Regions from separate parts of the Homo sapiens genome. Here all the other regions are linked to region 3. Evidence: chromatin loops called from intact Hi-C (ENCODE). Cell type or tissue: mammary epithelial cell. All regions are shown on one strand. Region 1 overlaps COL8A2 (collagen type VIII alpha 2 chain). Region 2 has its middle 32 kb from the start of MAP7D1. Region 3 holds the start of SNORA63C (small nucleolar RNA, H/ACA box 63C). Region 4 overlaps THRAP3 (thyroid hormone receptor associated protein 3).

What was found. A loop is a pair of places that touch in the nucleus more often than their neighbours do. Peaks named below come from ENCODE experiments on the same cell type or tissue, not always from the same donor. Only the 100,000 strongest peaks of a DNase experiment are listed, where the experiment ranks them.
Region 1: a loop joins it to region 3, with 11 times the contacts of the local background. A loop is called at or near these places in 72 of 110 quality-filtered maps.
Region 2: a loop joins it to region 3, with 8 times the contacts of the local background. A loop is called at or near these places in 5 of 110 quality-filtered maps.
Region 4: it touches region 3 in a loop (4-fold over the local background); 10 of 110 quality-filtered maps call a loop at or near these places.

What each region holds. Positions count from the first base shown.
Region 1 is chr1:36,095,625-36,103,624 of GRCh38, forward strand. COL8A2 (collagen type VIII alpha 2 chain) reads right to left here. Exons shown (of 4, transcript NM_005202.4): 3 at 4,426-4,634; 4 at 1-3,863. The coding sequence starts at 4,618. The coding sequence ends at 1,945. Among named protein-coding and RNA genes, the nearest start is that of ADPRS, 11 kb to the left of the region's middle. RefSeq lists an enhancer at 1,850-2,358 and a silencer at 4,439-4,568. In mammary epithelial cell, CTCF peaks have their summits at 1,542 and 4,158 (motif pointing right); no DNase peak of the experiment used is centred here.
Region 2 is chr1:36,183,875-36,191,874 of GRCh38, forward strand. No RefSeq gene overlaps it. Among named protein-coding and RNA genes, the nearest start is that of MAP7D1, 32 kb to the left of the region's middle. RefSeq lists an enhancer at 3,983-4,681. In mammary epithelial cell, a CTCF peak has its summit at 4,473 (motif pointing left); a DNase peak (open chromatin) is centred at 4,427; H3K27ac peaks cover 842 bases.
Region 3 is chr1:36,416,712-36,424,711 of GRCh38, forward strand. OSCP1 (organic solute carrier partner 1) reads right to left here. Exons shown (of 10, transcript NM_145047.5): 5 at 6,652-6,755; 6 at 6,057-6,185; 7 at 5,439-5,508; 8 at 3,765-3,904; 9 at 2,280-2,343; 10 at 1,195-1,544. The coding sequence ends at 1,428. It overlaps SNORA63C (small nucleolar RNA, H/ACA box 63C), which reads right to left and starts at 1,867; the gene lies at 1,737-1,867. RefSeq lists an enhancer at 4,527-5,026. In mammary epithelial cell, a CTCF peak has its summit at 4,282 (motif pointing left); a DNase peak (open chromatin) is centred at 4,280; H3K27ac peaks cover 456 bases.
Region 4 is chr1:36,280,647-36,288,646 of GRCh38, forward strand. It overlaps THRAP3 (thyroid hormone receptor associated protein 3), which reads left to right. Exons shown (of 12, transcript NM_005119.4): 3 at 1,887-2,054; 4 at 5,722-6,624. The coding sequence starts at 1,918. Among named protein-coding and RNA genes, the nearest start is that of SH3D21, 22 kb to the right of the region's middle. In mammary epithelial cell, a CTCF peak has its summit at 4,997 (motif pointing left); a DNase peak (open chromatin) is centred at 4,985.

The DNA of each region.
Region 1 (8,000 bases), 320 kb before region 3:
GCAGAAGCTCAGCTCTGTGAAATAGCTCCCGTTTTTTTTCTTGGGACCCTACTTAGTTCCGTGGGCTCCCATTGGGAGCTGATTAATTTCTGCCAATCAGAACCCATCCCTAACACATCAGATGATAGTGGCTTTGACCTAGGGAAGAAGAGGTTGAGCGAAGAACCCCCACCAGGTATGGTTTGAGAGTCCTTAGTTGGTTTTCTTGGGCGTTAGGTAGTAAGAAATCCACCAGGAACCCCAGCCAAAACCTTCTCAAGTGTCACTTGGGCAGATTTGGGTTATCATTCCTCCTTTTGAAGAAGTGAGCAAACAGCCTGCTTTGTTTGGAGAAGTTGTGGGCAGGGGAGGAGGGTTGGCAAGGAACCTGAAGGAACCCACTGCTCAGCCAGTCAGAAGTCAGCAGCCATCCTCCATTTTCAACATGGACCGCCTGGACACAGCCAGACTTGGAGCAGTGCAACGAGATCACAGACCGAATGACCCCAGTTCACACTTGGTACAAGGAGTGGGGCTGGCCTGGCGAGGGCCGAGCGCGAGGCCCTGCAGCTGCGGGGAAAGTGGCCATCTTTGCACGAGCAGGAATGTCCACCACTCCCAGCACTCATCTCAGCCTTATCCACTCCGCTTGACGTAGGGACTGAGGGGTTGGGAGGGGCATCCTGCCTGTTTCCTGCAGAGGAGCTCTGATCGGGGAACAGGGCAGAAACGTCCAGAGCCAACTCATTCCCAAGGGACCTGTTGGCACCCTTTCTCTCCCAGCCTTAGCCTCCTGGGCCCTAGTCCTGCTTAGAACAGGAAATTGGAACCAGAGGGTGGAAGGAGAGGAAGCCCCCACAGATGAACCCCTCTTGTACACACATACACCCACCATATGGTTCTTATTAAGGAAAAGGAAGTGGGAGCCGTCTTCATCCCCCAGCTCGCGTGCACCTTGTTCAGAGGGCCAAACGAGAGGTGCTCTGCCTTGGGGATACCTGGCTGGGGTGACAAGGATCCTCTTACAATTTTGTATTGAGAAAACCAGCCCAGCCCGCAGCAGGTGGAAGGGGAGAAAGGGAAGAGTGCTCATGTTTGCTGATGGTCGATTCTGCCTCCGCCACCATCTGCACTAGATACTTCTAGACACTTCACAGAGGTTGATCTTTCTGGCCTGTAGGTGTCCCAGGGGCCTCTGTGCTGCCCTCAAGCTAAACAGCCAGAGCTGGCGGGGGCAGCCCGGGAGAGACAGGGATGAACGTGAAGAGCTGCCTCCTGCCCCAGGTCTGTGCCCCAAGCCCTCACAAACTGCCTTCCCCATGGCTGCCACTGGAGCAGTGAAAGGGAGGTTGCCCTTTCCCAGGGCAACAGGCACTGTGCCCACCACGGACATGTCTGATGCCACAGCATCACCATGGGGGCTGCAGTCCTGGCAGGGTGTCCACACTCGCCACCTCGATGGTCCCCTCTTCTCCCTTCCCCTTGGAGGAAAACCCCACAGTCCTTAGTCCACTGTCATATGCTGGAGGTCCCAGGGGGAGCTGGAGGAGCCCCAGCCAAGGGCTGTGAGGGAGGCCGTGCCCCTTTCCTCCAGCAGGTGCCATCAGGGAGCCAGTGGGAAGGGCTGTCTCCCCACGTGGCGGGGTGGGGAGTTGAGCTCCCTCTCAGCTCCTTCAGGGCCCAGCAGAGGCCAGGACTCACAAGGGGCTGGGCTGTGTGCCTCAGGGCCTATGGGGTGCAGCCCTGACACTGCACAGACATTTGGGGGAAAGAAACTCAGGCCAGCCCCTTCCAGAAACAATCTCAGCCTGCATGCAGGGAGAAAGCAAGTTAGTCTCCTCGGGCCAAGGCCACGGCCGCCTCTGTTCAGCTTTTGTTTTTTTTTCCAGGAGGTTCTTTGTAATTGAAAAGGTCGCTCTACCACTAAAGGGGAGGAGGCCAGGGCAGCAGGACCCCCCCCGCGGGTTATGTGGGGCAGAGCAAGAATCCTGAAAAGGAGGAGTGGATGTACTCCGTGGAGTAGAGGCCGTTGGCCTGGTCCGACGGCATCTGCACCCAGACCTGGTCGTTGGGCCGCAGCTGGAGCACGGCCCCACCAGATGCCTGGTCCAGGTAGCCCTTCTTGTACTCATCGTAGGTATAGGTGGCCGGCACGTTGTTCTTGTACAGGGCCACCCACACGTTGGTGCCCTTGACGTGCACATGGTAAGCAAAGTAGTAGACGCCGCCCACAGGGCAGGTGAAGATGCCAGTGGCTGGGTTGTAGCCGCTGTGGCCATTGTAGAGAGTCCGGTCAAATTTCACGGGCATGCCCGAGGCGGGGAAGGGCGAGGTGAGCACCGCAGTGAAGGCCGGTGTGGCATGGGCAGACAGCTCGCCCAGCCCAAACTGTGGCTTGCCCCCCTTGCCCAGCACGGCACCCTCCACACCGCCGTTGGGCAGGTGCAAGCCTGCGATGCCAGTCTCATCGAAGGCCCCAGGGGCACCAGGGGGTCCCGGGGGCCCGGGAGGCCCCGGAGGGCCCGTGATTCCAGGGGAGCCAGGGACCCCTGGGGGCCCCGTGGGCCCAGCCGTGCCAGGTTCCCCTGCTCTCCCCTCTCCAGGGGGCCCTGGCAGGCCTGGTTCCCCCTTCAGGCCCGGCAGGCCTTGGGGCCCAATAGGGCCAGCTGGACCCTGGAGTCCTGGGATTCCTGAGGGACCCCTCAGGCCAGGCTGCCCAGGGAGCCCCAAGTCACCTTTCTGCCCCAGGGCTCCTGCCACCCCTGGTCCTCCAGGGCGACCCGTGAAACCCGGCTCACCCTTGGGCCCAGTTGGTCCAGGGGGTCCATGGGCCCCAGGAAGTCCCCTCTCACCTGGGACCCCTGGTTTCCCAGCCAGGCCACTAGGCCCCTGGTCACCTCGAATGCCAGGCACTCCTGGGGGTCCTCCAGGCCCTGCCTCACCCTTAGGCCCAGGGGGCCCACGTCTGCCAGGAAGCCCTGCAGACCCAGGAAGTCCAGGGGGACCCCCAAGACCCTGTGGGCCCTGCTCCCCTGGCTCCCCATCCTCCCCTGGCTCACCCCTGTCCCCCAAGAGTCCTGGGACCCCAGCTGGGCCCCTGTCCCCCTTGGGGCCTGGCAGTCCTGGCATCCCATAGCCAGTGGGGCCTATCAGCCCAGGGGGGCCCCGGGTCCCTGGCTCCCCTTTGGCCCCTGATGGGCCCTGTGGTCCTGGCAACCCTGCTGCCCCTGGGACTCCCACACCGTCTACTCCAGGAGGTCCTTTTGGGCCCACAGCTCCTGGCTCCCCCCTGGGGCCTGGAACTCCAGGAGGCCCAGACTCACCCTTGTCTCCTGGGGCCCCAGGAAGCCCATCCAAACCAGGTTTGCCTAAGCCAGCTGGACCAGGGAGGCCGGGGGGGCCGGGGGCACCCCCCTGCCCTGGGGCCCCAGGCAGCCCGGGCTGGCCCACTCCATTATCCCCCTTGAGGCCTCGATCACCTGGGGGCCCAGGCTCCCCCTGGGGCCCTGGTTCCCCCTGGAATCCTGGGGGCCCTGGCACCCCTTGGGCACCTGGTTTTCCAGGGATAGTAATGCCTGAGGGGCCCGGGAGGCCAGGGGGTCCTGGGGGTCCCCGGAGGCCCTGGTCCCCTCGTATTCCTGGCTCCCCCCGAAGCCCCGGCTGCCCTGGTGGCCCGACCTTGCCAGGGAGCCCTGGGGGACCAGCCTTGCCCATCCGGGAGAAGCCAGGGGGCCCAGCAGGGCCAGGCTGCCCATGGAGTCCTGGCTTTCCCATGCCTGGTTTTCCTGGGAAGCCAGGGGGGCCAGGGGGACCCCGAGGCCCGGGCTTCCCAGGGGGGCCGGGCTCTCCCTTCAGGTCCATCGGCAGCAGCGGTAGAGGCATTTCTGAGAAAGAAAGAGAAAGGGGCAGTCAGGGGCCTGAACTGTGGGGACAGGGGACCCCATCTACCCATTCCCCCATTCCAGTATGAGGTACACGGGAGAGGAAGAATGGGGCTGCCCCTTCCTGCTCTCATGGAAGATGGGGTTTGGGGGTGGCCCAGGGGACATCTTGGGGGCAACAGGGTGTCCTCCTTAAGGGCTCCTAACACCCAACCTACCTAGGCTGGGCCTCCTCCATGAGCCTGGCTGATTCTCACCTCTCATCCCTGCATGACCTGAAGGTGGAGTGGCCACCAGGTGGCACCAGCAGCCCACCTTAGAGCCCGTGGGAGCAGAGCCCCACCTCCCAACTTCCCAGTTCATCTCCCCCTTGGAAGACCACCTGTGCCAGCTAACTGCACCGTTTCCAGGCCCTCTGGGGTATTAGGAAAAACACTGAAGGTAGGAAAATTGGTGGGGAATGAGGAGCTGTGGAGGGCGCCTGAGGATCTGATGGCTCTCAGGGAGGCAGGGGATTTGGGGGCTGGGAGCGATTTGAGGCACTGTGGGGTGAGGAGGCTCTCACCCAGGTACTGGCCTTTGCCCTCACGGAAGGGCGGTCCCACAGGTCCTTTCTGCATGGGCTGGATGTACTTCACTGGGGCATAGCCCGCCGCCCCACCGGCCCCGCCACCAGAGGACGCCCGCGGCCCACACCCCAGCACCAGCACCAGTAGCAGCAGCAGCAGCGAAGACAGGGGTGTCAGAGTCCCCAGCATGGCGTCCGTGGACGTGCTGCAAAGAAGAACAGAGAAAGTCATCAAGCCAGCCCTGGGTGGTTTGGCACTAGGCCCGGGGTCACCAAAAGATCAGAATTTAGAGATTACACTGGAGATTTCAGTCAAAAGGCTGAGAAGCAATTCCGAATTTAGATATTATTCACAAGCAATTTTCAAAGTCGCGGGGGTCTGCATAAGCCACCTCCTAAACTTCTTCAGACCCTGCCTGTGGCTGTTCATCACCCCCACCATCTCCGAGAGCCCAGCCTCCCCAGGACAGCAGCCTCCTCAAAACCAGCCAGTCACTCTCTGCAGCCGGGCGTGCCTTTTAGAGCAGTCTGACCTCCCCTGCTAAAAACTCTTGGATGTCAACACCCATTTCCATTGCTGGGCCAGCTCTCTGCCAGGCACTAGGCTGAGCTCTTTAGGGACATGAATTCACTTAATGCTCAGAACACTTTAACAAGTTATTATTATTGTCATCTCCATTTTCCAGATGATAAAACTAAAGCAAAAGTCTTGAGGAAGCCAGAGATGGGATTTGTCTTAGGTCTGTCTGACTGCACCTTCTGCTGATGCCCTTCTGGACTCCCTGCCACTCGCCTTTGGGATCAAGTCTATGGCGCTTAGCATAGCATTCAAGGCTTTTTTTTTTTTTTTTTTTTTTTTTTTTTTGAGACAGTTTTGCTCGCCCAGTGCAATGTGCAATGGCGCCATCCTGGCTCACTGCAAAATCTGCCTCCCGGGTTCAAGCGATTCTCGTGCCTTAGCCTCCCAAGTAGCTGGAATTATAGGTGTGTGCCACCACGCCTGGCTAATTCTTGTATTTTTAGTAGAGATGGAGTTTCGCCATGTTGGCCAGGCTGGTCTCGAACTCCTGACCTCAGGTGATCCGGCTGCCTCAGCCTCCCAAAGTGTTAGGATTACAGGCATGAGCCACCGCGCCCGGCCTGCATTCAAGGCCTTTCTAACCTACTCTGTGCCTGTGTCTCCAACTCTATTGCCTGCTATCCCTTTCTCTGCCCCTCACCTCCCCACACCTCCACCCAGTAAACCAGAACTTGAAGTTCCCAGGCACCGGGCACCTTAACACTTCTGGCCTTTGCGCCTGCTATTTCTCTGCCTGCAATGTTATTTTCCTCCTCTACTCATCTTTTATGGCCCTGGGAGGCTGTCATCCCTTCCTCTATAAAGCCTCATTTCTTTGTGCCCTGACCTATGCCTGTCACAGCATTTGGCTCAACTCAGAGAACAAAGCCTGGGTGAGGAAGAAGCACAGGCTCTGGAACCAGCCAGGCAGCCTTCCCCTTCCCCTTCCCAGCTGTGGGAGCCTGGGCAGGAGGTCTCCTCATCCATGAAATGAGAGAGGATGTCCACACAATAACCTATATGTGAATGTTCATAATAGCGATATTCACAGCAGCCAAAAGTAGAGACAACGCAAATGTCCATGGACAAATAAAATGTGGTATCGCCATACAATGGAATATTACTCGGCAATGAAAATGAATGAAGTACAGGCTGGGCATGGTGGTGTATACCTGTAGTCCCAGCTACTCAGGAGGCTGAGGTGGGAGGATCACTTGAGCCCTGAGTTTAAAACCAGCCTGGGCAACATAGCAAAACCCCAAATTTAAAAATATATCTATAAATAGGCTAAGCACAGCAGCTCACGCCTGTAATCTCAGTACTTTGGGAGGCAGAGGTGGGTGAATTGTCTGAGCCCAGGAGTTTGAGACCAGCCTGGGCAACCTGGTGAAACCCCATCTCTACAAAACAAACAAACAAAAAATTAGCTGGGTGTGGGCGTGCTGTGGTCCCAGCTACTCAGGAGGCTGAAGAGGGAGGATCACTTGAGCTCAGGAGGTGGAGGTTGCAGTGAGCTGCACTCCAGCCTGGGTGACAGAGGGAGACCTGGTCTCAAAATATATATATATAAAAGGAAGGAAGTCCTGACACCTGCTACAACACAGATGAATCTTGAAAACAGTGAAAAGTGAGATATGGAATGTACATGTTGTGTGATTCCATTTATATGAAATGGCCAGAATAGGCAAATCCATAGAGACAGAAAGTGGATCAGTGGTTGCCTAAGGCTGGGGTGGGGAAGAGATGGGAAGTGACGACTAATGGGCACAGCCTCGGCCTCCCGGGCTCAAGTAATCCTCCCACCTCAGCCTCCCAAGTAGCTGGGACCACAGGCACGTGCCACCATGCCTGGCTAATTTTTTCTATTTTATGTAAAGACAGGGTCTCACTGTGTTGCCTAGGCTGGTCTCAAACTCTTTTAGGGAAGATGAAAATGTTCAAAAATTGATTGTGGTGAAAATTGCACAGCTCTATGAACACAGTAAAAAAAAACACTGAATTGTACACTGAATGGGCCAATTGTATGATGTGTGAATTATATCTATAAAGCTGGTTTTTTGTTTTTTTTTTTTTTTTTTGAGATGGAGTCTTGTTCTGTTGCCCAGGCTGGAGTGCAGTGGTGCCATCTCAGCTCACTGCAACCTCTGCCTCCCAGGTTCAAGAGATTCTCCTGCCTCAGCTTCCTGAGTAGCTGGGATTACAGGGGCCTGCCACCACACCCAGCTAATTTTTTGTATTTATAGTAAAGATGGGGTTTCACCATGTTGGCCAGGCTGGTCTTGAACTCCTGACCTCTAGCGATCCGCCTGCCTCAGCCTCCCAAAGAGCAGGAATTACAGGCATGAGCCACTGCACCCAGCCTAAAGCTGTTATTTTATTTATTTTTTGGATACACAGTGTCACTCTGTTGCCCAGACTGGAATACAGTTGGCACAATCATGGCTCACTGCAGCCTCGGCCTCCCGGGCTCAAGTAATCCTCCCACCTCATCCTCCCAAGTAGCTGGGACAACAGGCACATGCCACCATGCCTATGTAAAGACAGGGTCTCACTGTGTTGCCTAGGCTGGTCTCAAACTCCTGGGCTCAAGCAATCCTCCCACCTTGGCCTCCAAAAGTTCTGGGATTATAGGCATGAGCCACCATGCCCAGCCAGAAAGTTTTTTTGATTTTGTTTTTTGAGACAGGGTCTTGCTCTGTTGCCCAGGCTGGAATGCAGTGGTGTGATCTCGGCTCACTGCAAGCTCCGCCTCCCAGGTTCACACCGTTCTCCTGCCTCAGCTTCCCAAGTAGCTGGGACTACAGGCGCCCGCCAACACGCCCGGCTAATTTTTTGTATTTTTAGTAGAGATGGGGGTTTCACTGTGTTAGCCAGGATGGTCTCGATCTCCTGACCTCATGATCTGCCCACCTCGGCCTCCCAAAGTACTGGGATTGCAGGCGTGAGGCCCACATCTGTGTTTTTGTTTTTTGTTTTCTTTTTTTTGAGACAGAGTTTTGCTTCTGTCACCCAG
Region 2 (8,000 bases), 230 kb before region 3:
CCAGGCTGGAGTGCAGTGATGTGATCTCTGCTCACTATAACCTCTGCCTCCGGGGTTCCAGCAATTCTCCTGCCTCAGCCTCCCGAGTAGCTGGGACTTACAGTCACACACCACCACCTCCGGCTAATTTTTGTATTTTTTTTTTTTTTTTTTTTTTTTTTGAGATGGAGTCTCGCTCTGTCACCCAGGCTGGAGTGCAGTGGCGCGATCTCGGCTCACTGCAAGCTCCACCTCTCGGGTTCACGGCATTCTCCTGCCTCAGCCTCCCAAGTAGCTGGGACTACAGGCGCCAGCCACCATGACTGGCTAATTTTTTTGTATTTTTAGTAGAGACAGGGTTTCACCGTATTAGCCGGGATAGGATGGTCTCGATCTCCTGACCTCGTGATCCGCCCGCCTCGGCCTCCAAAAGTGCTGGGATTACAGGCGTAAGCCACTGTGCCTGGCCTAATTTTTGTATTTTTAGTAGAGATGGGGTTTCACCATATTGGTCAGGCTGGTCTCAAACTCCTGACCTCAGGGGATCCACCTGCCTTGGTCTCCCAAAGTGCTGGGATTACAGGCGTGAGCCACCGCGCCTGCCAAATAGGCTATTTTATTAGACCACTCTGGCTTTTTGGTGGAAAACTGATCGACAGAAACTTGATTATAAACTGGAAGACAAACCAAGAAGTGATTGCTGAGGTGCAGATAAGAGATGATAGAGGCTCATGCTCGGGAGATAGAGATGGAGAGGAGTGTGTAACATAAATGTACTTATTCATTCAAAGAACATGTATTGAGCATCTTGCTGGTCACAGTAGCTCACACCTGTAATTCTAGCACTTTGGGAGGCTGAGATGAGTGGACTGCCTGAGCTCAGGAGTTTGAGACCAGCCTGGGCAACCAGGTGGAAGCCTGCCTCAATAAAAAATATATACATGCAGGGCTGGGCATGGTGGCTCACGCCTGTAATCCCAGCACTTTGGGAGGCCGAGGTGGGCAGATCACGAAGTCAGGAGATAGAGACCATCCTGGGTAACATGGTGAAACCCCGTCTCTACTAAAAATACAAAAAATTAGCCAGGCGTGGTGGCGGGCGCCTGTAGTGCCAGGTACTTGGGAGGCTGAGGCAGGAGAATGGCATGAACCCGGGAGGCGGAGCTTGCAGTGAGCCGAGATTGTGCCACTGCAGTCCAGCCTGGGAGACAGAGCAAGGCTCCCTCTCAAAAAAAAATAAATAAATAATAAGCCGGGCACGGTGGCTCACGCCTGTAATCCCAGCACGCTGGGAGGCCGAGGTGGGTGGATCACAAGGTCAGGAGATCGAGACCATCCTGGCTAACACGGTGAAACCCCGTCTCTACTAAAAATACAAAAATTAGCCGGGTGTGGTGGTGGGTGCCTGTAGTCCCAGTTACTCCGGAGGCTGAGGAAAGAGAATGGTGTGAACCCGGAGGTGGAGTGCAGTGAGCCGAGACCATGCCACTGCACTCCAGCCTGGGCAACAGACCGAGACTCTGTCTCAAAAAAGAATATACATATATATATATGTATACATATATGCAAAAATTGGTCCAGTGTGGTGGTGCATGCCTGTAGTCCCTGCTACTCGGGAGGCTGAGATGGGAGGATCGCTTGAGCCCAGGAGGCTGAGGTTGCAGTGAGCTGAGATCACGCCACTGCACTCCTTCCTGGGTGACCGAGTGAGACCTTGTCTCAAAAAAAACAAAAAACAAAAAACAAAAACAACAAACAACAAATATCTATTGAGCATCTATTATGTACCAGGCTCAGAGGTGCTGGAGATTTTTAGATGAGCAAAAATTGACATGGTTCTTACCTCATGGAACTTTATTAGTAATTAATTAAATAATATTACAAACAAATGTACAATTACAATTACAATTATGACAAACAGTGGCTCACTCCTACAATCCCGGCACTTTGGGAGGCCGAAGAGCAGGGATCTCTTGAGTCCAGGAGCCTGAGACCAGCCTGAGCAACATGGCGAAACCCTGTCTCTATAAAAAATACCAAAAAAATAGTCAGATGTGGTGGTGCACACCTGTAGTCCCACATACTCAAGAGGCTGAGTGGGAGGATTACTTGAGCCCAGGAGGTTGAGGCTGCAGTGAGCCGTGATTGTGCCACTGCACTCCAGCCTGGGCAACAGAGTGAGACCCTGTCTCAAACAACAAAAAAACCCAAACCAAACTAAAATTTTAAAAGACAGTGAATAAGCTGGACACAGTGGCTCAAGCCTGTAATCCCAGCACTTTGGGAGGCCGAGGCAGGCAGAACACGAGGTCAGGAGATCGAGACCACCCTAGCTAACACAGTGAAACCCCGTCTCTACTAAAAATACAAAATTAGGCTGGGCGCGGTGGCTCATGCCTCTAATCCCAGCACTTTGGGAGGCCCAGGCGGGCGGATCACGAGATCAGGAGATTGAGACCATCCTGGCTAACACGGTGAAACCCTGTCTCTACTAAAAATACAAAAAAATTAGCCGGGCGTGGTAGCGGGCACCTGTAGTCCCAGCTACTCGGGAGGCTGAGGCAGGAGAATGGCGTGAACCTGGGATGCGGAGCTTGCAGTGAGCCGAGATCACGCCATTGCACTCCAGCCTGGGTGACAGAATGAGACTCCGTCTCAAAAAAAAAAAAAAAAGAAAAAAGAAAAACCCGTCTCTACTAACAATACAAAAATTAGCTGGGTGTGGTGGCTCACATCTGTAATCCCAGCTACTCGGGAGGCTGAAGCATGAAAATCACTGGAACCCGAAAGCAGAGGTTGCAGTGAGCCAAGATCATGCCATTGCACTCCAGCCTGCGTGACAGAGCGAGACTCTGTCTCAAAAAAAATTTTTTTAAAGAGGTGTGAGATTCCAGGCAGAGGAAACAGCACACGTGAAGTCCCCATGATGAGCATGGGCAGTGTAGCCGGAACCTAGAGATTGAGAGGGAGCATGGTGTCAGAGAGGTGGGAAGGACCAGACCACGAAGGACCCATGCGCCATGCTAAGTAAGAGTTTATTACAAGAGTGCTGGGAAAGTGCCTGAAAGGTTTCAGCAGATGGGCAACATAGTCAGATTAACAATTTGAGAAAAGATGATCAGGACTACCACCTGGAGAAGGGACTGAGGAAAGGGGAAGAGTGGTAGTGAGAAGTCCAGACAGGAGCACCAATCCTGGTGAGAGATGGGGACAGGCCATGAGTTTGACTTGACTTGGCACTCTGTGGATAGCGATTTCCTTTTTTTTTTCTTTCTTCTTTTTTTGGGGGGTGGGGAGGATGGAGTCTTGCTCTGTTTCCCAGGCTGGAGTGCAGTGATGAGATCTTGGCTTACTGCAACCACCATCTCCCCGGCTCAAACCATCCCCCCACCCCAGCCTCCCAAGTAGCTGGGACTACAGGCACATGCCACGATGCCTGGCTAATTTTTGTATTTTTGGTAGAGACAGGGTTTCGCCATCTTGCCCAGACTGGTCTTGAACTCCTGGCCTCAAGTAATCCTCCCGCCTCAGCCTCCCAAAGTGCTAGGATTAATTACAGGCATGAGCCACCGCACCAGGCCTCTTCTTTTTTTTTTCTCTTTGAGACAGGGTCTCACTCTGTCACCCAAGTTGGAGTGCAGTGGCACCATCATGGCTCACTGCAGCCTCAACCTTCTGGGCTCAAGGGATCCTCCTGTCTCAGCCTCCTGAGTAGCTGGGAATACAGGCACACACCACCATGCCTGGTTAATTATTTTTAATTTTTTCCTGTAGAGACAGGGTCTCGCTATATTACTCACACTGGTCTTGAACTCCTGGACTCAAGTGATCCTCCTGCCTCAGCCTCCCAAAGTGTTGGGATTACAGGTGTGAGCCAGGACAGCAATTTCTTATGCAAATGTGGTGCTCACAGGAAGGGTCTGATCCCACAGCTCAGGAAAGAGGAGCCAGGAGGGAAGGAGGGAAGAACACAGAAGTTCTAGGAGAGACTCAGCCTTTAGGAGCCTGGAGTGTGGCTCCTCTGAGACAGCAGGGCCCTAGGGGGCAGTGAGGGCTTTGGAAGAACTGGCCCAGGCTGCAGGGAGGTAGCCTCCAGGTCTGATTTCCTGGTTTCCAGCTGGAGATTGAGGAATGTCCGGTCTGTTCCAGGCCCTGACTGAGCCTGAAGAGAGCGGAGGTGGAGGCAGAAGCCATCCCCTCTGGAGATCCCTCCCTTTCCCCATCTCTGCCCTTTCCCCAGTAGGGCCAGACTAGGCAGGGCCAGAGGAAGGCAGCAAAATGCCCTTCCCTCCTCCCCTCTTCATCCCAGTCGCCAACGCTCCTGAACTCCAGCTCTGTTACAACACCCCCGCCCCTCAACACACACACAATCTTTCTTTAACAGGACTCCCCAGCTCCACTGTGTGTGCCCGTGGGCCCTCTCAAAGGAACATTCAGTCCAACCCGAAGCCTGTGCCCTGCTTCCCAATGAATGGCGATCTCGCTCCACCTGGTGGTTACATGAGCACATTGGCAAGGCAGTTGAGGTTGGAACTGCCAGGTCCACCATGGACCAGACCACAGGCCTATGGCTGATGTCCTGGCTGCAGGAGATGTGTGCTCTACTCTAGACTTGGCCAGTGACTCACTCTATAACTAGGCAACCCTCCTGACCTCTGTGAGCTTCAATTTCCTCATCTGCAAATTAGGGCTAGTGATATGGGTAAGGTATTCCTTGAACAAACACACAGAATAAGAGTCTTAGTTGCAAGGTCCCCTTCCCACCATGAGGGGCCATGATATCCTGAGGTAGCTCAACATCACCTCCTGTGTACTGCCAGTCCCTTCCCCAAACCACTCCACTTTGGGACAGCCGTATTAGACATGTCCCAATGTGGCCAGAACATTGAGCTCTAATTGACCAACAGGGCATGGAGTGCAATGGCGTGATCATGGCTCATTGCAGCCTGGACCCCTCGGGCTTGAGTGGTTCTCCCACCTCAGCTTCCTAAGTAGCTGGGACCACAGGTGCACACCACCATGCCTGGCTAATTTTTAAATTTTTTGTGGAAACAGATCTCGTTTTTTGTCCACGTTGGTCTTGAAATCCTGGCCTTAAATGATCCTCCTGCCTCCGCCTCCCAAAGTGCTAGGATTACAGGTGTGAGCCACCGCCCTTGGCTGGTAAGGACATGGTCTTTGCCTTCAGTGCATTCAGCCTAGAAGTGGAAGAATACATAAAAATAGAATACAAAGCCAGCGCGGTGGCTCACGCCTGTAATCCCAGCACTTTGGGAGGCCAAGGTGGGTGGATCACCTGAGGTCAGGAGTTTGAGACTAGCCTCAACATGGAGAAACCCCATCTCTACTAAAAATACAAAAAAATTAGCCGGGTGTGGTGGTGCATGCCTGTAATCCCAGCTATTTGGGAGGCTGAGGCAGGAGAATTGCTTGATCCTGGGAGGCGGAGGTTGCGGTGAGCTGAGATCACGCCGTTGCACTCCAGCCTGGGCAACAAGAGCGAAACTCTGTCTCAAAAAAAAAAAAAAATAGAATACAGTGCGAGGTCAGTGACATAATTAAGCACACAGTGCTTTGGGAATATAAAGGATAATTTTTTAAAAAAATCTTTAGAGATGAGGGTCTTATTAAGTTGCCCAGGCTAGACTCAAACTCCTGGGCTCAAGGGACCCACCTGCCTCAGCCTTCCTAGTAGCTGGGACTTCAAGTGTATACCACCATACCTGACAAGGAAAAATATTTGACCTGGGTTCAAGCAGGGAGAGACTGTCAAAGGGAGGCCTCCTGTAGGAGGTAATACCTGAGAATATCCTCTGAATTAAGGGTTAAAAACTTGAACGACTCCCAAGGGGCAGCCCCTGTCACTCCCCTCTGGTCCACAGTTGCCAGGTCGAATTGGATTCCAGTATGGCTTGCGGTGGCCTACCAAGGGTAGGATGATGGGCAGGGTCTGCCCCAGATGTGTGAAATAAAAGTGCATCATGTGTAGAGAATTTAAGAACCAAGATAAAAATGACTAAAAGTCAGTTTGCTTTTTATTATTACCTTGCATTGACATTCTAAACAATGTTAAAAAAATACTTCTTGAAAAAAATATTTCACCGTCTGAGTTCTAAATAGTGGCTCTATTTATTGCTGAATTGTTTGGTTTTTTGTTTTGTTTTTTTGAGACAATGTCTCGCTCTGTTGCCCAGGCTCGGTGTGCAGTGGCACAATCATGGGTCACTGCAGCCTGAACTTCCCAGGCTCAAATGATCTGCCATCTCAGCCCCCGAAGTAGCTGGGCCTACAGGCATATGCCACCATGCCCGGCTAATATTTGTATATTTTTGTAGAGATGGGGTTTCACCCTGTTGCCCAGGCTGGTCTCGAACTCCTGGACTCAAGTGATCTGCCTACCTTGGCCTCCCAAAGTGCTAGGATTACAAGCGTGAGACACTGCACCCAGCCTAGCTTTTTTTTTTTTTGAGACGGACTTTCACGATGTCGCCCAGGCTGGAGTGCAATGGCGTGATCTCAGCTCACTGCAACCTCCGCCTCCCTGGTTCAAGTGATTCTCCTACCTCAGTCTCCCGAATAGTTAGGATTATAGGTGCCCACCATCATACCTGGCTAATTTTTGTATTTTTAGTAGAGACGGGGTTTTGCCATGTTGGTCAGGCTGGCTCGAACTCCTGACCTCAGGTGATCTGCCCACCTCAACCTCCCAAAATGCTGGGATTACTGGCATGAACCACCGCACCCGGAAACAGCTGAGCTTTAATACTATATATGTAAGCTTCAAATTAGCACAGATTGGCCAGGCGCAGTGGCTGACGCCTGTAATCCCAGCACTTTGGGAGGCCCAGGCAGGCTGATTTCTGGAGGCCAGGAGTTCAAGACCAGCCTGGCCAACATGGCCAAACCCTGTCTCTACTAAAAAAACAAAAAGTTAGCCAGGCATGGTGGTGCAGGCCTGTAATCCCAGCTACTTGGGAGGCTGAGGCAGGAGAATCTATTGGACCTGGGAGGCAGAGGTTGCAGTGAGCTGAGATAGCGCCACTGAACTCCAGCCTGGGGCATACAGCGAGACTCTGTCTCAAAAAAAAAAAAAATTAGCACAGATTTATTACTGTTGTCCCACTGTATTCTCAGGGGATTGGTCCCAGGACCCTAGGGATATCAAAATCCTTGGATGCTCAAGTCTCTGATAGAAAATTTATTAATATGCCAGGTGCGGTGGCTCACGCCTGTAATCCCAGCACTTTGGGAGGCCGAGGCGGGTGGATCACCTGAGGTCAGGAGTTCGAGACCAGCCTGACCAGCATGGTGAAACCCCGTCTCTACTAAAAATACAAAAATTAGCTGGGCGTGGTGGCGTGCGCCTGTAATCCCAGCTATGCAGGAGGCTAAGGCAGGAGAATCTCTTGAATCTGGGAGGTGGAGATTTCAGTGAGCCGAGATCGCACCACTGCTCTTCGGCCTGGGTGACAGAGTGAGACTCTGTCTCAAAAAAAAAAAAAAAAAAAAAAGAATTGCTTCATATTTGCATATAATCTATGTATATCCTCCTGTATACTTTGTAATCTCTAGATTACTTATAATACCTAATACAATGTAAATGCCATGTAAATAGTGTATTATTTTTAAAATTTGTATTATTTTAATTGTTGTATCGTTATATTTTATTCAGTTTTTTTCCCCCATTTTTTTTTTTGAGGTGGAGCCTCACTCTGTTGCCCAGACTGGAGTGCAGTGGCATGATCTCGGCTCACTGCAACCTCTGTCTCCAGGATTCAAGTGTTTCTCCTGCCCCAGCCTCCTGAGTAGCTGGGACTACTGGTGTGTGCCACCATGCCCGGCTAATTTTTGTATTTTTAGTGGAGATGGGGTTTCACCATGTTGGCCAGGCTGTTCTTGAACTCTTGACCTCAAGTGATCTGCCTGCCGTGGCCTCCCAAAGTGCTGGGATTACAGGTGTTAGCCATCACACCCAGCCCTCCCCAATTTTTTTTTTTTTTTGAGGAGTCCACCCTGGCCAA
Region 3 (8,000 bases):
TCAGGCAATGTCCAGCTCAACTTAGTTTCTCTCCAGCCCTCTGCCATTCTGGATATTCCTTCCATAGGATTGAATGGGTCTGAACCTGCCAGTTACTCAGTCCTGGGAAGGAGCCTATGGCAGAGGGCTGCTGCGCCTTTCTGAAGCAGTAAGGGCAGCCCTGGCTGGAGACATTTTACATGGATTCCAGTGAGACTTGGCCTCCTGCTGCATCCTGCAAAGTCTGCTCCCGCCCAGGGAAGCGGCTCAGCTAGAATGCAGAAGGGAAAGGTGCATACCACACGTGCCTCCCATGCACCCAATCTAGGGTGCTGTTTGGTGACTCACGGTGATGCAGAGGAGACCGATGTCACAGTGCATCCTGCCGGGTATCTTTTTTTTTTTTGAGACATAATCTCGCTCTGTCACCCAGGCTGGAGTGCAGTGGCGCGATCTAGGCTCACTGGAAGCTCTGCCTACCAGGTTCATGCTATTCTCCTGCCTCAGCCTCCAGAGTAGCTGAGACTACAGGCATCTGCCACCATACCCAACTAATTTTTTTTGTATTTTTAGTAGAGATGGGGTTTCACTGTGTTAGCCAGGATGGTCTCGATCTTCTGATCTCGTGATCCGCCCACCTCAGCCTTCCAAAGTGCTGGGATTATAGGCCTGAGCCACTGTGCCCGGCCTATGCTGGGTGTCTTTAGAAGGCAAAGCACACTCAGGGGTAGAGGAAGACCCTGGGGGTAAGGAGTACATGTCATGCTGAAAAGAAGAAAATATTCTCTTGGTATACATGTCAGTATGGGATAAACTGACACCGCATGGATAGACGGACGTGCGGGAAGTACAGATGCTGGCATGTCCTGCCTGGGGCCAGCTGAGTGTTCCCTGTCACGGCCTTGCTTACTCTTCCTCTGAGGTTACAGTTCCTAGTGAGCCATGGAGAAGAGGGTCTTTTACACTGAGCCCTCACTGTTTATGGCAACTGCCTCGAACAGTCATTGATTTCAAGCTTGCCTACAGGCAGAATGTATCCCAGAAAGCCAAGGATTTTGTTAATGTTTACAGGCCTTTGTAGATCCCCACAGGAAAGCTGAAATAGTAATCCTGAAAATGACAGTAGGGGTGACCCCTTACCCACTCTGGGGCTCAAACCTATGGCTCAGGAGGCTTTTGGTGGCTGCCACAGAATTAAGAATAAAATGGGAAAGGTCAAGTTTAAAAGTCAGAATATATTTCACTGAAAATATGTGTATGTGTGTGCCTTCAAGAGTGAGTGCTCCTCAAGGGAGACTCACACAGTTCCTTACAACATAAATAAGAAATAGACGTAATGGCTTCACTCAGTAGAAAACTAGCAGCATCATTCTGGGCCATGGGGCATTCCCCAGGGGTCACCATCCAGCAGCCTCTCCCTGGGGGCAGAGGACGCCTGGTCAGAACAGCTATAACTCATCCATCATGGCGAGCAAATCGTCCCCTTTGCTGGTGCTCAGCCTTGGCTGCTCCGTGATCTCAAACTCCCCCATGATTCGAGCCAGCTCCTCGCTCCGTTGCTGGTCCTATGAGGGAAATGAGAGGTAAAAGGGCATGAAGAGGCTGTGCTGGCAGGCCGCCTCTTTGTGCACTAGGCACTTAGTTTTTTGTCCCATGACTGATATGTTTCAGTTGCGCACCTGTTTGTCAGAAAAGGGATTGTAGTTACAGGCTGATCAGAGAGAAGAAGAGGGTCTATATATTTTTTTTCTTAATCAACATGTATGTGACCAAGCATCCCTGGCTGCTACAGAATAGCAGATGGGTATAGTTAAGAAACAACTTTAATTTGAGCAGGGGGAATGACAATACAGCACTTAACAGCTATATTGTAGTCTGAATCCTGCTTGAAAAAGAGGGTCTCTGAAGTTCAACGTTATATAAGATGAGGAAAGGAGGAAGGGAGGCTGGGTACGGTGGCTCACCTTTGTAATCCCAGCACTTTGGGAGGCCAAGGCGGGTGGATCACTTGAGGTCAGGAGTTTAAGACCAGCCTGGCCAACTTGGTGAAATCCCACCTCTACTAAAAATACAAAAAAAAAAAAAAAATTAGCTGGGCATATTGGCGGGCACCTGTAATCCCAACTACTCGGCAGGCTGAGGCATGAGAATTGCTTAAACCTGGGAGGTGGAAGTTGCGGTAAGCTGAGATCAAGCCACTGCACTTCACCTGGGTGACAGAGCGAGACCCTGTCTCAAGAAAAAAAAAAAAAGATGAGGAAGCGAATACGATTGGACCCTGTGTTATCCCCTGTACGTACCTGGGTGGCTTGTATGTTGATAACTTCATAGGATAACTCTTCTGGCCTGGTTAGCGCTGCTTGTCTGGATGAGATGGTAAAGAAAATGGGTGCAACATTAGGGTTCTTTCCCTGCCAGCATGGCAAACTGGCTCTTGATCAGTTGGCAACCTATTTTTTCTGCCTCATCTGCCATTTCTCTTAAACTTTCTACCCCATCTCCCACCAATGTACCCTACGACCTAGAAAGTCAAGTTCTTTTATCTCTCTGTGACTTTGCACATTATAAGCCCTGCCAAGAATGTTTCTTCCCTTCCTCTGCTTGGCAAACTCCAAGACCTAGATCAAATGCCAGCTCCTTCAATCTGCCAGTGCAAAGTCAGTCACTGTCCTCAATTAGCGCATTCATGACACAGCACTGAAATAACTTATATCTGTACACGTTCACTCTCCCACTAAGCTGAGAGCTTCCTGAGGACAGGCTCTAGGTCTTACATCTTTGCATTCCCAGGACTTTACATAGTACCTGTCACACAGAATTAAACAAAAGAAGTTATTAATAGTTCAATGAAAGGTGACACTCACGCCAAATACTTGGTTTTGAGGAGGATCACATGAGATAATGCATGCAAAAGTGCTCTGTAAACTGTAAAGCACTATAAATCACCGTGGGTGATTTACTATTGCTGTTGGTTTTGGGTTATACTGTCTAATACAGGGAAATCAAGCTCCAACCTCACTCTGGTTTCTTAACACACTGTCTTAATCTGGTCATCCTGGCTTCTAACACTGCTTATTCAGCTGTTCTCTGATAAGTAAAACATTATAACTCTTTTTTTGTTTTGTTTATTATCATTTTTTAGAGACAGGGTGTTGCTCTCTCTCCTAGGCTGGAATGCAGTGGCATGATCACAGCTTGCTTAACCTTAAATTCCTGGGCTCAGACGATCCTTCTGCCTCAACCTCGTGGGTAGCTGGGACTACAGGTGCGCACCATCACACCGTCTCTTTTTTTTTTTTTTTTGAGACAGAGTCTTGCTGTGTCTCCCAGACTGGAGTGCAATGGTGCAGTCTTGGCTCACTGCAACCTCTGCCTCCCGGGTTCAAGTGATTTTCCTGCCTCAGCCTCCCGAGTAGCTGGGACTACAGGTGCGTGCCACCACACCCAGCTAATTTTTTTTTTTTTTTTGTAGAGACGGGGTTTCACCATGTTAGCCAGGATGGCCTCGACCTCCTGACCTTGTGATCCGCCTGCCTTGGCCTCCCAAAGTGCTGGGACTACGGGCGTGAGCCACTGCACCCGGCCCCATCTCTTTTTTTGAATGACTCTGGAAGATTCAGGCCATTTCATCCTGGTGGGCTATTTAGATTATTAAATTTGTTGGTATTTTATTTGTGATATTTACACAAATATTTATAAGTGCCACTGGTTTGTAATAGTCATTTTGTGTTCTTGTCATGCTTGGGATTTTTATATGTCTTTAACGAAACAGGTTTAAAACATACTCCTCTTCTTCATCGGTGGTAAAGAGATTCAACCGGAATCCGGGCTCAGGGCCACTGGGTTTCTTAATCTCCATCCCTCCCATCAGCCTGGCCAAGAAATTCAGCTCTTCTTTAGCAAGAGGGTTTGGAGCAATGCTTTCCTGCAGAAACAGTTGCATGATTTTTAGCCACATGAAGGCAATCACATTTCCTGCTAAAACCTCAGAGACACAGGTAGGTATTATAAAATAAGGTAGAACAATTGCTATTTAAATTATTTCTGGGTCCAAATAAAGTGTAGAAAGCAGCCTTAACCAAAAGAAAAACAATCACGTCAGTAGCAGAGGGAATGTAGCAACTTTGCAAACCAGAGATTTTCATACTTTCCGCAAGAGTGGAAGCCCCAGGGATCCACGTTTCTCCTCTCACTACCTTCCTCCTTGAAGAAGTGTATGGCTTCCTTTCCTGTCAATCGGTTTCCCTCAGCATTTACAAGTCGCCTCAGTCCAGTCTCCTTCCAGAGGCGCTGCCACACTGCCCTCAGGTGGTGACGGCCGGGAACACACCCTCGAGTCCATTCCCTCCTCTCACAGTCCTCATCCTGCCTCATCCTGTACCCCTCTTCCTTGTAGCCTGGCCTCCCCTGTTCTGCCTCTCCCCTCACTCCACCACCAGTTACCTAAATGCAGTTTTTGTCTCATTTCTCCCTGGCTTGAAACAAAGCCCTCTGCCTCCTGTCGAAAGAACAAAGCCCAAATTGTTTACCACCCTTCCTGGTCAGGCCCCAGGGTCCTGTCCAGGCGAGTCTCTGCCAGCAAGCCTCCATGATACTGTGATCCGTTACGTAAGCCTCGTGGGAGACACCGCCATCCTCCTCCCGGGAACACTCTTGCCCCTCTGTCACCTTGGTCCGTGTGCCCATTTCTCCCTCTCTGCTGTTTCATAGTTTACCTACTCTAGAGCCCCACTTCAATATCCCCGCCTCTGAAATGCCTTCTTGATCCCTGTGATCCCTGTCCACTGGACAGACATGAATTCCTCTGGCACAGCACTTTGTGCAGGATCCCCAGCCAGCCCTTCCTCCACCTCATTTGAGTTGTTTCTTTCACCGTCTTTCCCAGGGTACCACAGGCCCCTTCAAGATGGGACCACATCTACGTCAGCTTCGTGTCCCTGGGTCCCCAGCCCATAGAAGCAGTTTAATAAATGTTTGCTGAATAATTTAATATTCTGTGATCTCTCCTACAGCTAGCTGGGAGCTAGTTCAGCGAAAACTTCTAAGGATGGAATTCAGAGAAACTAAAACCCCCCACTCTGACTTAGCTACCACGGTGCTATAGAGGGAAACATTAAAAAGAAATGTTTTAATGATCAGAATACACACGAGTGCTGATGTCAGCAATCACGGACCTAATGGCACTGGTACTACGCTACTGCATATGTCCTGGTGTGTGGTTCCTCTTAATTATGGTGGCCGAGCCAAGCCTAAAATTACCTAATTAGTGAGATCACTGGAAGTCTCCATGAAAAGCTACAATTAAAACCTGTGTACTCGTAAGGTGGAATGGAGAAGATTGCACACAACAGGGGAAATGTTGGCTAGATCCGAAATCTAAAGCGTTCTCACCTCTCTTTATGTAGACTTCCGTATCTAGAGAGAAGCTGTGAGGGTAGGCAAGGAAGGCAGAAGCTCACCTGGGTCCATGAGGCTAAGTTCTTTGATGATCCAGACACATGAGTTTCCACAGGCTGATTCACGCTGTACCTGGTGTGTCAACAGAAAATGGTGACATTATCCAGCCCCTTTCCACGGACTTCTCTCTAACTCGTAAGCATAGTTTGTAGCTTTTATTCTGAGACATTAAATAGCATCCAGAAAGGTGCTGTGGGTACAGAATGCAACTGAGTGTGTGTTAACCATTCACATTTCACTTCTTCCTAAAGAAAAACACCTGGGGAGGCTGGGTGGCAATGCCTCCTCTTGTGAAGAGTAACACGCATCACTGAAAATATATGCAGCTTTACAGAACGGATAAGTCTTTCTGGATTTCCACTGCAACACAGATTTTGGCTAGTTCTCTTGCATGGCTATTGAACATCATGTATCTTTTCATTCTGTTGAGTTGCCTTATGTTTGGCGTTCCTGGGTGCCCTTTGAAATGTCAGGCCTCTGTATGCAGTGTACCTAAGGGGAAATTACTCCTATTGTCGGCAGGGATTTTCATAGCAGAAGTCTGGCTGTTTCTCTTTTTTTTTTTTTAAATGAAGTGACCTCCCTTGGACTTGAATTCACTCAGAGAAGAATTTGCTTACATGTTAGTTCCCAGTTTCAGGACTCGGTCTCCATAAAGTTCAAAAGAACCTTCTTTGGGTGCAGGGACATAGTTTCCACCATGCTTGAATTCTATCCTCTTCACTTCTTCACCTTTGTTGTTGAACATTCTACAATACAAAGTATGACATGATGGAATGTTCTCCAAGCTTAGGTAGTCCTGGAGGCTTCTTTATTCTTTGTACTACAGAACAAAAAAGGAATACATGCTCTCCTTCAAGATAAAGGTGCTGGTTGTAATAATAATAATAATAATACAATAATAATATTTATTGAGCATATGTATGTGCCAATTGCTTTGTAAGCACGTTAGAGCACTATTATCTTATTCATCCACACAGTAACCATTTAACAGATGAGGAAATTAGTCCTGGGGAACTGGGTAACTTGCCTCAAGTCCCTCTACTAAGTGACAAGGTGGGGATTAGAACCTGACTTTTTCAATAGCTGTTTTACTGAAGAAAGAGAAGGGCTGGGCAGACTGTGAGTGGCTTGGCAGTGCGGCATTCCGTGTGCGGCCCATGTGCTGATTTCCTAGCACCCCAAACATAGCTCTGATCATTGTTGGGAATTCACCTGATGAGTCCTGGAACTTCAGTTCCCCAAGGAACAGGCCCGGACACCGGCAACACAAAGCGACCGTTATTATTCTGAACTTTGTCCTTTAGAAACATGGATACCTGGAAAAAAATACATTTATTGTCATTTTTCTTGGTATATTTTCATAGACATCAATATTCTGAGGGTGGAAAGTGCGTAATGGTTTGGGAACATGACCTATGAGTTTATAACAATAAGAAGGGAGAGGCTGGGCGCAGTGGATCATGCCTGTAATCCCAGCACTTTGAGAGGCTGAGGCAGGCGGATCATGAGGTCAGGAGATAGAGACTATCCTGGCTAACACGGTGAAACCCTGTCTCTACTAAAAATACAAAAAATTAGCCGGGCGTGGTGGTGGGCACCTGCAGTCTCAGCTACTCAGGAGGCTGAGGCAGGAGAATTGCTTGAACCTGGAAGGCAGAGGTTGCAGTGAGCCAAGATCGTGCCATTGCACTCCAGCCTGGGCGACAGAGTAAGACTTCATCTCAAAAAAATAAAAAAATAAAAAAAAGAAGGGAGAAAAAATTACACTTGCAGAGTTAACTGTATTTTAACAAACAGAACTATTTTTTTTTTTGAGATAGGGACTCACTTTGTCACCCAGGCTGGAGTGCAGTGGCACGATCTTGCCTCACTGCCACCTCAGCCCCGCCAGCTCACGCGATTCTCCCGTCATAGCCCCCAAGTAGCTGGGACCACAGGTGTGAGCCACTGTGCCCAGCTAATTTTTATATTTTTTTGTAGAGATGGGTTTTCGCCATGTTGGCCAGGCTCAAAATCCTAAGCCCAAGTGATCTGCCTGCCTCGGCCTCCCAAAGTGCTGGGATTACAGGCGTGAGCCACCGTGCTCGGCTACAAACAGAACTACTTTTGAGCAGCGCAGCAAACCTTCCAGGTGAGTCCTATTACCCCCATTTTAAAGACGAGAAAGCTAAAGTAGAGAGTGAAGTGACTTGCCCAAAGAGAGCTAAGAGGCAGGGCCAGGATTCAAAACCAAAGGTGACTCCAAATTCCACCCGTATGCCTTGGTTCCCTGCCTACTTTCCATGCAGCTGCAGGCCTTGAGCTGTAAGAACCTCATATGGCCACTTTCTACATGAGGCAGCTCAGAGGTTAAGATGCCTCCTCAAGGTCAGCCAGCTGGTAAGGGGCAGAGCTGAGGATTCAAACTCCTGTGATTCTGACTTTGGAGCCCGAACCTTATCCACATGCTGGACTAGAAAGAAGGATGGGGCTGGGGCAGGGGGATCCAGCTGACATTTAAGTTTGAGGATCTTTTAGGTGACTGAAAACACATTACACTTATTCCTTCTCCTGGGTTCGTG
Region 4 (8,000 bases), 140 kb before region 3:
GGCCTGGTTTGGCTATTAATTAGCTTTGTGATCTTTGATAGATTCCTTACTCTTACTGTCTTTGATAGACATGTACTTTAGCACTTAAAGTTTTTACTGCTGGGAAGATGTCCAAGGCGCTAATAGAGTATAAAGGAGAGAAGTATACCTTGTAGACCAGGCGTTAACCTCTCAGGGCAACTTAGAGGCGCTCTTCTTTCCTGGAGGGGGAAAAAAGGAAAAAGACTATTTGTTTCTTGGTGGGAAAATGACCCTGAAAGAAAGTTGACTCTTTATTTTTATTTATTTTTTTTTTTGAGACGGAGTTTTGCTCTTGTCGTCCAGGCTGGAGTGCAATGGCGCGATCTTGGCTCGCTGTAACCTCTGCCTCCTGGGTTCGAGAGATTCTCCTGTCTCAGCTTCCTGAGTAGCTGGGATTACAGGCACCCGCCACTACTTTTAGTAGAGATGGGGTTTCACCATGTTGGCCACGCTGGTCTTGAACTCCTGATCTCAGGTGATCAGCCCACCTCAGCCTCCCAAAGTGCTGGGATTACAGGCGTGAGCCACCGCCCCCAGCTGACTCTTTTGTAATAAAGAGCTGGAACAAATTGATGGTTCTTTATGACTAGATGTGCCACATACTCTGTAACTAAGTTAAATTGCATGCGGTTTCTTCTCTTGGAACTAGGAAACCTGTCTCACATCTCCTCATTACTTTTATTAACAGCTGACTTTAGTCTCAAAGCTTCTTTGCTTACTGAGAAAAGACTGCATGCACCAAAATTAATAAGCACCCTCATTCTTGGTCATCTCTTACAGTATTACCCAGTTAGGGTTACATGTCAGGTTTTCCATTTGCTGCTGTGGCTTGGTCTGTTTGGGATTTGTACTACTAAGAAATTCCTTTTGATGAAAGAGCAGAGTGGTTTTTAAAAATCAGTCATTTCATCTTTTTTTTTTTTTTAATGTTACTTTCTGTTTTTAAAGTTTATTTTATTTAAACAGTTGTTTTTTTTGTAGAGGTGGGGGAATCTTCCTATGTTGCTTAGGCTGGTCTCAAAATCCTGGCCTCAGGCCATTCCCACCTTAGCCTCTGGAGTAGCTAGGACTACAGGCCCTTACCACTACATCCAGCTAATTTTAAAAGTTTTTACTTTGTAGGCCAGGCACGGTGGCTCACGCCTGTAATCCCAGCACTTTGGGAGGCCGAGCCGGGCAGATTACCTGAGGTCGGGAGTTCGAGACCAGCCTTACCAACAAGGAGAAACCCTGTCTCTACTAAAAATACAAAAAAATTAGCCGGGCATGGTGGCCCATGCTTGTAATCCCAGCTACTTGGGAGGCTGAGGCAGGAGAATTGCTTGAACCCGGGAGGCGGAGGTTGTGGTGAGCTGAGATTAAGCCATTGCACTCTAGCCTGGGCAACAAAAGCAAAACTCCTATCTCAAGAAAAAAAAAATTTTTTTTTTAACTTTGTAGACACGGGATATTGCTATGTTGCCCAGGCTAGTCTTGAACACCTGGACTTAAGCAGTCCTCCTCCTACCTTGGCCTCCCAGTGCACTGGGATTACAGGCGTGAGCCACCGTGCTCAGCCACTTTCTCTCTTTTTTTTTTTTTTGGAGATAGGGTATTGCTCTTTCCTCCAGAGCTGCAGTGCAGAGGTGTGATCACAGCTCACTGTAACTTTGCACTCCCTCCTGTCTTAGCCTCTCAAATAGCTAGGACTACAGGAACGCACCACTGTGACTGGCTAATTAAAAAAAAATTTTTTTTTTTTTTTTGTAGATATGGGGTCTTCTCAAGTTGCCCAGATTAAAAGAAATGTGTTTCTAAAATGTCCAAAGAGGTTCACATTTGCAAAGGAACTCACTCATTTGTTCTAATGCATTTTCTTACATTAGGTGTAATTGAAAAGTGATCCTCTCTTCAGAGATGTCAAAAACAAACAAATCCAAGTCTGGATCTCGCTCTTCTCGCTCAAGATCTGCATCAAGATCTCGTTCTCGTTCATTTTCGAAGTCTCGGTCCCGAAGCCGATCTCTCTCTCGTTCAAGGAAGCGCAGGCTGAGGTAAGGGGGTGTGACTTTGTATATTGAGATAATCATTGCATCAGTCGATGTGGATGTTTGAAGATCTTTTGTTAGACTTTTCCTGTGAGTGTCAAATGGACTGGGGGGTTGGCTTGAGGTGCAGGGTTGGGCTATAAGATATTCCAGGTCTCTTTAAACTACAAATCCAGATCAGCTTTGACTGCCATGCTGATTGCCTGATTCCTTTCCTCTGCCAGCACATAGTATTTCCCACCCACTTTGGAAGAAAGAACATTTTATTTTTATTTGAGCTGCTTGCTTCAAATCTCTATAGCTGATTATTTTTCACCAAATTATTTTTGAAGGCTTGAACCAAAGTTTATGTGCATCACTGCAAAGAAAGGATAGCTAAGAGGATTAATAATATGAACAACATGGCAAGGAAAAGAAGCTTCAACTCACTAAAATAAACTTACAGAAACTTATCAGGAGTAATTTGTATACAATGTGCCAATTACTAACAAGCTGCATCTGTTTAGTAAATGTATCTTAAAACTTTTTAAAAATCGCTATTGAAAACATCACTTTATCTTACTGAATATGAGCACAGTTCTTTTGAATTTATTGCCAGTATTTCCTAATTCAGTCAGTTTTCACACCTTCAGGTGGATTTCCCTATTTTAATTATGTCTTGGAATAGGATGCCAAACCTCCAGCGTCTTTCCTCTCTTGGTGTGTTGTGAGTTGGATTTTTCATTCTTTAAAAGTGTTTAAACTTTCTTTTGTGGATAGATAAGAAGCTTTCAGTAAATAACAAGTTTCTATATGTGAGTTTGGGAAATATTGGTGTATTTAAATTGGTGTGCTGAAGAGGAATCTTTGTACATTTTCATTCTTTTTCCCACAAGTACATTAGCAAGGAGATGATTTGTCATGTTTGACACTTGGAACCCCTGCTGTTTATTTCAGATGAGTATCTAGAATCCTTGTCTTAGATGAATTGATTAGCTGTTTATTTCAGATGAGTATCTAGAATCCTTGTCTTAGATGAATTGATTACGACATTTAAAATAAACCTCAGAAGTCAGTGATTAAACTTTTACTCTTGATGATTTCCAGAGCCCTATAGTACTTCTAAGGGGTCTATTAAACAAAGGATTAGTAGTTTTGTTTTTTTACCATTTAACAAAAACAAGGTAGATATTAAATGGAGTCTATGAGAAGCCAGCCTGAAAAAGCAGGTATGCATAAATATTGAAAAGGGAAACCCTAAATTTATTTACCTCAGGAAATTGCTTTTAAAGCCATGGGACCAGCAAGACTCTTAGTAACTCCTACCCTGTACCCAGAATCTTGATTTAGGGAGTTTAAACCTCAGTTTTAGCTCATTTGGTTATGAAAGATACCTTTTTAAAATTTAATCTAGTAACTAGAAGAAACTAAATAATTGGTTCAACACCAAGAGGCTATGCAACCAAAACTGAGAGACAAAATTGAATTGAAAAATGTTAACCAACTCTGAAGTATTTATGACAGCTGGAATTCCGGGCAGTTCTTTTCTCCTTGTTCTGCAAATCATTTGGCACTTGCTCACTGACTTGGCAAATGAGGAAAAAATATTTTAGGAAGGCAGTATGTGCTGGGGTAGGTCTAGAGACACTTTACATGCTATCATATACCTAGAAGAGACTTTTCTGGAGGAATTTCTCCACTAGAAAGTATGCTTTTATAATTGATTGTAATCTGACTTCTCTGTTTTTAGAAACAGATAAATTTGCCACTGGATGTTCAGTTTTTATTTCTGGCTTATCTGTTTCATGGTTTTTTCTTTTGTTTTCCCTCTCCTGCAAGGAAAGTATCTATCCAGAGAGTTTGAGAAACCATGCCTTTAAATTAACTAACTGCTGAGTTCTACAGAATTGGAGAAAATTGATTATTTCCTTGTATTTCACAGACTGTATCCTTTTAAGTGACATCTCTTAAATAACTTCATTTGCAATCTGCAGAGACTCATTTTCCTGCATCTGTGCAATGACTGTGAGTTTTGGATGCAGTATGCCCAGGGCCCTCACTAGTAATTGGTAACAGAAGCAGCAGTAGCCTGTGAGGATGGGAACATGAATTAAACCCTCCTTAGTGCTGGTGGTGGATCACCTCCCTCAAGCATAGCCCTTTAATCGGGTTGTATTCACTTTCATAATCTGCATCTGCCTCTCCCTTCTTTTCTTATATTGTTACTGTTTTCAAATGAAAAGTGTGGAAGGTAAGTTTTTTTTTAATTGTACTTAATTACAATAACAACCAGCAGTAAGATATATCTTTGCCAGTTGCTCTTATTCATGGTGTAGATAAAAAAATCTGAGTACAGTGGGCAATAAATAGTGGAAAACCAATCCCACTTTATCTTTAGATTAAATTGAATGTACTTTCTTCTTAAAAATACTGTTTTGTTTAGTTGTTAAATCCTGAAAAGAAACTAGTATATTTGCTAACTGGAGTTATTTGGAAAAAACAAAAATGCATCTGTTCCCAGTCAGATATGAGAAAGCCTGCTGATTAACTGAAGAGTTTTTATTCTATATGTAAAGAAAATATTATTTGAAAGAGTTTTCTAGTAAATTTTACTTATTTGTAGCCAGCTGCTTAGGAGTAGTGGTTAATGTCAATGATCTATATCATAGTAGATAGGAAAAGTGGATCCAAGAACCCCAATGGGTTTTTACACCAACATACGTAATTTTTGGCTTTTTGATGGAAACAAAGTTTCTCATCATTGACAAGCCTGACACTCAGGAATGTACAGTTAGGTTACTATCAAGTCTCTGTGGTTCTGGAAATTCATCTTGCTCTACCAGAGTTATATATTGTTAAATGGAGAAGAACACAACACTAGCCTTCTGTGCACACCGGGGTGGGGGTGTTTTTTAGTTACTCTTTGCTAACTTCATGCGTCCTTGGGTACTTTATGGTCCGATAGTGCCCTCTTGTGGCACCTAGTTAAGATCATGTAGCTCAGCCACAGAAATATGACCTAAGTAGTCAGACCATTTCCATTTTAAAAAACAATATTTTATGTTTTGCTTATGTGATTTTAGTAAGTTCTTTTAAGCTTTGAGCAGATGCATTCTCCCAAGTTTTCTTTGGTGTGTACCTGTTGTAACTATACTTTTAACGATCCCAAGCCTTAGTGGTATCTTAAGAAGTTCATCCCGCACAAGGGGGAGAGAGCTGACTAGGATAGGGTGTGGAGTGTTACCACATTGTAGATAGGGGTCAGAGTACCTGTCTAGGTACCACAGCTCACAGTTTTTCTCTCGTTTCCAATGACCTGGAGCCCTGTTAAAATCCCCGTGCCTGTGAAACTGTAAGCTATTATTATGGTATATTAAAATGGTCTTTGTGTGGTTTACTACCTTAAGAAAATGTTGATAGTTTTTCAGTCACTGTAGAAGTACACCTCCATTTTAAATGTGCTGCAATATGAATGAAGTGACCTGTGTTTCATCACTTGTTCAAATGATTCTTATCCATGTTTTTGTACTTAGTAAGGGCCATACGTAGTGGGATTAAATATTTGTGCCCTTGCTTTGAAAACAAAACTGAAAGTGAATGACACATAAGGGCAGGGATTTCAGAACAGATTTTTCTTGAATAAAAATGCTTGTGTCAAAAATTCAAACATTTGTCTCTTTCCTTTCCATTCCAGTTCTAGGTCTCGTTCCAGATCATATTCTCCAGCTCATAACAGAGAAAGAAACCACCCAAGAGTATATCAGAATCGGGATTTCCGAGGTCACAACAGAGGCTATAGAAGGCCCTATTATTTCCGTGGGCGTAACAGAGGCTTTTATCCATGGGGCCAATATAACCGAGGAGGCTATGGAAACTACCGCTCAAATTGGCAGAATTACCGGCAAGCATACAGTCCTCGTCGAGGCCGTTCAAGATCCCGGTCCCCAAAGAGAAGGTCCCCTTCACCAAGGTCCAGGAGCCATTCTAGAAACTCTGATAAGTCGTCTTCTGACCGGTCAAGGCGCTCCTCATCCTCCCGTTCTTCCTCCAACCATAGCCGAGTTGAATCTTCTAAGCGCAAGTCTGCAAAGGAGAAAAAGTCCTCTTCTAAGGATAGCCGGCCATCTCAGGCTGCCGGGGATAACCAGGGAGATGAGGCCAAGGAGCAGACATTCTCTGGAGGCACCTCTCAAGATACAAAAGCATCTGAGAGCTCGAAGCCATGGCCAGATGCCACCTACGGCACTGGTTCTGCATCACGGGCCTCAGCAGTTTCTGAGCTGAGTCCTCGGGAGCGAAGCCCAGCTCTCAAAAGCCCCCTCCAGTCTGTGGTGGTGAGGCGGCGGTCACCCCGTCCTAGCCCCGTGCCAAAACCTAGTCCTCCACTTTCCAGCACATCCCAGATGGGCTCAACTCTGCCGAGTGGTGCCGGGTATCAGTCTGGGACACACCAAGGTCAGTTCGACCATGGTTCTGGGTCCCTGAGTCCATCCAAAAAGAGCCCTGTGGGTAAGAGTCCACCATCCACTGGCTCCACATATGGCTCATCTCAGAAGGAGGAGAGTGCTGCTTCAGGAGGAGCAGCCTATACAAAGAGGCAAGTATCTCATTTCCCCTGCCTGGTTGTGTTTTTATCTCACTAGCTGGCAGTTTAATTGTAATGTGATCTAAGTTAGAGCTCTGATTAATGGTAAAAGGTAATCCCTATTTCCTAGACTTTTCGTTAGTAAACATTAAAAGCATCACCCAAGGAAACCTTTAGGTTAACTCTAGCTTTCCTACCTTCCTGAATTTGTATTGCAGCATAAACTTTCTTTAGACTACTCTGCAATGATGTTTTCACATTTAAAATTTGCCTTGGATTCTACCAATGTAAGCCAAAGAACAGTAGAGATTTGTGGGTCAGCTATCAAAAAAAAGTATGGTCTTTGCCAAAATGAATGGCCATTGGAGCTCTTAGACCCTCTAGCACCCACCATCTACTATGTTCGATCTGCATCAGCCTATCATGGTGAAGAGCTGCACCCTCAATACCCTCCAGTTGAGGAGACTGGGCAGAATGGGAAAGGCCAAGGCATAGTCCAGGAAGGCCTTGTTTTAAAACCACAAGGTGGGTGTATGTCCCAGTAGAAGCCAACACGGCTGCGTGTTAGGAGAGGACATGACAGTGCTTCCGTCTTTCTCCCCTGGGGGACACGGTGAGTTGGAACATGAATCTTTGTTTGTATGGTTGGATGGATTGGGATGGCAGAGAGGTTACAGGGAAGTTGCACTGGGACCAGGTTGTGGTCAAGAGGGACTAACCCAGCAAGTGGCTCCCCCTTTTTTTTTCTTTTATCGTATTTAGCATGTTTTTTGATCCCTTGATTCTTCTTGGCTGTATTAACACGACTTTGACTTGATTAAGCTTTCTGCATTAATGGTACAGATGAGATGTTTTGAATCTGTACTTGCCTTCAGTAAGTCTGTTTTATTTTATTTATTTATTTATTTATTTCAATAGGTTTTTGGGCGAATAGGTGGTGTTTGGTTACATGGATAAGTTTGTTAATGGTGATTTCTGAGGTTTTGGTGCACCCATCACCTGAGCAGTGTACACTGTACCCAGTGTGTAGTTTTTTATCCTTGCCCCCTCCCATCCTTCTCCTTGAGTTCCCAAAGTTCATTATGTCATTCTTATGCCTTTGGGTCCTCATAGTGTAGCTCCCAAGTAAGTCTATTTTAAAACATAAGTTTTGTTCCATGCCAGGACTGTGAATCTCTTTAGAAGACTTGAGCATGAGCTCTGCTTTTCCATAAGAAAGAGAATGATGATTTTTGCTGCTGTCACCCTCTCCCCCATTAACATGTATTTTGTTTTTATTTGTGTTCACAGTATATTTCGTATTTAGATCTTCTAGGTGACTTGAAGCAAATTTGAAGTCTCTTTTTAGACTTGTATTTCCAAATGTGAGTTGTATAAAAGCAAAACAG